Linked DNA regions of Homo sapiens: region 1 is linked to region 2. The links are chromatin loops, found by intact Hi-C in ENCODE. Cell type or tissue: A673. All regions are shown on one strand.

Evidence for each region. A loop is a pair of places that touch in the nucleus more often than their neighbours do. Peaks named below come from ENCODE experiments on the same cell type or tissue, not always from the same donor. Only the 100,000 strongest peaks of a DNase experiment are listed, where the experiment ranks them.
Region 1: a loop joins it to region 2, with 4 times the contacts of the local background. A loop is called at or near these places in 3 of 110 quality-filtered maps.

The regions. Positions count from the first base shown.
Region 1 is chr4:115,536,077-115,538,576 of GRCh38, forward strand. No RefSeq gene overlaps it. Among named protein-coding and RNA genes, the nearest start is that of NDST4, 420 kb to the left of the region's middle. In A673, a CTCF peak has its summit at 1,545 (motif pointing left); a DNase peak (open chromatin) is centred at 1,525.
Region 2 is chr4:115,119,108-115,121,607 of GRCh38, forward strand. No RefSeq gene overlaps it. Among named protein-coding and RNA genes, the nearest start is that of NDST4, 6.7 kb to the left of the region's middle. In A673, a CTCF peak has its summit at 1,030; a DNase peak (open chromatin) is centred at 1,054; H3K4me3 peaks cover 71 bases; H3K27ac peaks cover 1,219 bases.

The DNA of each region.
Region 1 (2,500 bases), 420 kb after region 2:
ATAAAATAATTCTTTCTGAGATAAAACAATGAGAAAATTAGACTGTTTTCATTTTGGCTACTTCTGTAGGCCTTCGTTTTGCAAACAGTGACTAAGTAACTAATTGGGCACACATTATTTTCATTGCATAGAATAGCTATAATTTTATTTAGAAATGAAGTAGATTTTGTATCTTATTATAGCATATTCACCTGGTTTTTCAGTTTCAATTTTTTGTATTTGTGCCCCAAAGATAAATGTGCTATGGTTTTATAGCAGACACACATCAGTTACCACCCCAAAATATAAATATGTATGTCATATACATGTGTGTGGATAAAATTTAGTAACAGCGTTACTCATGTGGCATGTTAACTCATTATTAAGTATGACTTCTTTTACTAAATTTGCTCTTTTTTGCCTGATTTAGCAGAATAGTTTTGTTTTTTAAATCTCATATGCACTTTCATTGCCTAAATTGTATTTATTCAATATATTTTTTCCCTTTTCTGTTTTATAAAGAAGTGCTCAGATACACATATTTTCAAAACATTCTTTGTACCAATAGGGTAAAATATTTACTACTTGATATTTCTGGCAGTTTTATAAAAAAGTTAAAAATTGGTATATTTTTTGTACTGAATGATTCATCAGATAAATGTTTCCTTTTATGATTCCCAACTAAACCAAACTCCAAGGAGTTTTATTATTTGGAAATTTAAGACTAAGGAATCTTTAGAGGTAACTATCAAAAGAGAAAACTTTTTAAAAAATAACATTATTAATGCAAAATATGTTTGAATGTTTACTAATTGCCAGGAACTGTTTAAGCAATTTATGTGTATATCTTATTTAAATTCTAATGCAACTTTACCACCTTATCACAAAGTAAGCTTAACAAATTAAATTTAAACAGAGAAAGAGACACAGAGAGTAAGAGGTGGTAAGAGATTTATTTAAATTTCCCAATGTTACACAGCTACGAATATGGCAGAACAAGAACTCAAAATCACACATTTTGATACCGGAGCTTGAGCTCCCATTATTGAATTTACCTACTGCTCAAGATAAAAGCAAATGAAAAGGAATGATATATTATTGATAATACTAATGAAGCTTGGAAATTTTTTGCCCTTAATCTGACATTGGATCTATCTTTAAAGTTAGAAAACTAACTAAAATGGCCTAAGTTTCATGATGGAAATGTAAAACACATATCAGAAACATACTTTACTGGGAGAGAATATATGCTGTTTTCTCTTGTTATGAGAAACATCCACTTGATAATCTGTAAGCTTCCATTTTTAAGAAGCTCAGAAATGCATATAAATTTGTAAAATGAGCATAAACTGTTAGAATTATTACTGCTGTGTTATATCTGAACTCAAAAATAAGTATTCCTGGTCAGTGCCCCATACAACCTCAAAATGTACGTATTGTCTTTATCATTTTAATCGACTCTTCCAATGCTATTTTTCTGCCTTTAGAAATAGAATAAAGGAATGCACTTATTAATAAAGGGATTTTAAAGTTGAGTCTTTTGGTGCCACCTTCTGGCATAAATTATTGCATAAAGTATTTTAAATTATAAAAATGTCTAATGGTTAAATAAGTTAAATTAGATGGTTTTATGTCTAAGAAAAGACATTTCTACTTTAAGGTAATTTACTTGCACTGAAGTCAGTATAGAGAAGGAAGATTTGAAACTGATTTGAACCATACAAAGACAATTATTCAAAAACCAGTATAATTTTTCGTATGTAATAACTGTAAATAGAAAAAAGAAAAAAGAAGAAACCAATAGGAAATGGTAGTAACATTAAACAAACTTTATTAATCTATTAATTTTATTAACTAGATATTGGCAGGAACGTTAACAGTTTTTTTTTTTCCTGAGCAACTAAATACAGGACTCAATACCTTTAATTGTTATTTGAACCAATTGCATTTGATTCATGACTTTAGTTTTTACAAACTACTTCATACTCAGGTTATTTTGTTTCATTAGTATTTTATTTATTGCAAAGTTTAATATTGTGCTATTGTATTTACCACACATTGTGCTGATAAAAATAGAAAAACAGTTTCTAGAAGTAAAGGTGAGGTAAGAAAATTCTATATAATCATGATGACCTATTTTTTCAGTAATCCATTAAATATTGAAATATTTATTAACCTGTCAATCAAGCTCTAAGTTCACTGAGATTATATTTCAAAATTATTTAAAGTCTCCCTTTTTTCCTTCAGAAGAAGCAAAGTGTATAAATACATACACACACGTATATGAGTGAAACCTCTCAACTATATACATGCATATGTTCCTGACCTAATAAACCACGTTTTGCCAGAGTTGCCAGGGGTGATTTGAAAGTTGCTGAAATGTTAATTTGGTTGATACCGATTGAACAGAACTTAAATGTAGACTATGTTCTATTCCACTTTAAAGCAAGTAAAAAAAGTAAATTTTTGTGAATTACTTTGAAATTTAGTTTTCATGAACTCAACATACCCTGAAAATGAA
Region 2 (2,500 bases):
AAGTCATGCTGTATTCCAAGACCTGTAAACCCAGTGTTGCCCTCTGTAACCAGCTAGCAATGGGGTACACAGCATTATATTGCTATTGTTGCCTGATTTGTAGGCACACACATAATGCTAGCAATGAAGTCTTTATTCTTTGAGGACAGAGATAATCTCTTTTGTTTTTGTTTGTTTGTTTGAGGCTTATATCCTTAATACTTGGAGCAGTGCCATGGCATAGTTACTGACATTTAAAAAAATAAATTTATGAATGAATGAACGAATGATGGCAACCCAAAGCTAGAAAATAGGGAACCAGAAATTAACATTTCCCCTACAAATATATTTTCAATGAAACTGTTGCACCAGTTCTGTATGTCACAAATAGAAGCAACAATTCATTTCAAAAGGAAGATGCAAAGATACATTATAAAGCAATTTTCCCCATGGATAAGAAGACCCAGATTAGTTTTCCTTTTTAGAATCCATGTCATTTAATCTTCCTAATATTATTCATGAATAAAAATATTTTAGTAAAAATATTGTCATATATTTTAAAGAATTGAAAATATTTTATACATTACTGTAATTTGGTTTGCATTTATAGAATCAGAAGAATGGCACTGTAAATTCTAAATATTCCTTTATGTAAAATGATTTGTTTGTCTTCCATATTAAGTATAATTTTATTTTAGAACTTTAATTGGTGTTTCCCTTTTCTGAAAAGGAATTATCATAAATGAGATGATATGAAGTAAATGAAAATATAGTACTCCGAAAACAGAGATATTTTACAAAAGAAAACCAAACAAATAATTAAATATAATGTAAAATAAATAAAGTAAAATGAATTCTGATACTCTAAACCTACTATATAATAAAACAATGATGAATTTTTTTGTCAGCTCAGCTGTTTATACCTGTTAGAGGGTGGGAAAGAGCAAAGTAATTAAATTAAGAGGAAAGAAAAATCATGTGATGAACACAGGAGTGTATGAAAGAATATACTTATCACCCTGCTAAAATATTCAATATTTTACAATATTCCCATAGAGGGCAATATTGTATAAAAGATGGTGAATGAAGACTCTGCCAATTCATCTCTGTTGATATGCTTTAAAGAAAACTGCTGTTACCATAAATTTGGAGCTCCACTTCCCCTCAAACTCTAATATATAAACTGATGCACACAAAAACATAACACAGAGTCTCATCAAAGGCAAAGAAAATTAATTTGGTATCACTTACTGGTAGATTACTTGAGTGAATAGCCTCCAGTTTCACCTTTAATTTGATTTAATCACTGCATCTCAGATCTCAGATAGCAGATTGAATTCTCCTATATAACTTACATCTATAATACACACATGTACATATATATACACAATACCATTTAGTTTATTTGAAATATTAATAAGGTAGTGCCTTCTTCAGTGCCTGGAAAGTAAAGGTAAACTACAGGTAACATATAAAGTGCGGCAAATTTTGTAAAATCGAAGTCTTATCAATGATTCAAATATAACTCTAAGGATCTAACCATAGAATAGGGCTGGGCCATGGAGAATGCAAAATTATACTTAGCTATATCTCTCAAATTTATTTCTATTATAAAATCATCTTGCACTCATCTACCTTCCTTATTTAAATATACTCCTTTACCTTCCCCTCTTGTAACTCAAAAATAGATTGCTTCACTGTAAAACCCTTCCTCTCAAAGATGTTAAGTATATTAGAACTTGAAACATTTGCTCTTGAATGACCTTTGTAATAACTGCTAATTTGCATTTAGCATATACTGAAAGAAAAGACATTGTGCATTCTGTAGTATCATTAAAACATACTATTATCTTAAACATTCAATTATCTACAGATTTTAATACACATAGTGATATGGAATACATGGAATTATGAAGCATACTATAACATTCTACCTGTCTGCTATGCCACAGATGCAATTCTACCTTCAGAGAGATGAGTCTCCTCAGTTCCCTCGTTATGAGATGTCCTATACAAGATCATTATGATTATATCCTATAAAAATTATTTTAAGGCTAATGTAAATAAATGAAAATTAATACGACTATAAGCCAGATTTAGTCATAAGAAATATAAATCTAGTCCTTTTATTTAGGACATCCAATTTGTACCTGAATATTAAATCAAACTAGAGTAAACTGTTTAGTTCAAATTAAATTATGTGAATCTTTAAAATAACGTTAATTACTTGTCAAGTACAACTTCTCAAGTCTAAATAATTAATATTCTTTAATCTGCCAAAGTAACTATGGTAATCAAGCAATTCTTGTGTGTGTTTGCAGTTAAACAAGAGGTACATTTAGAACAATCTGGTTTCTTGAAATCCCTATCTCAAATTTCCAGATTACTTTGAAAGGAGTTATTCCTCCAGCATAAAGCACTATTTGGCCTGACCCTTCATGACCACTGTTAGGATGATTAAGGGAAAAAGGCTATTTGTTGAACCTGATACTCTGAGTCACAGTTGATAGTAGAGGTTTGT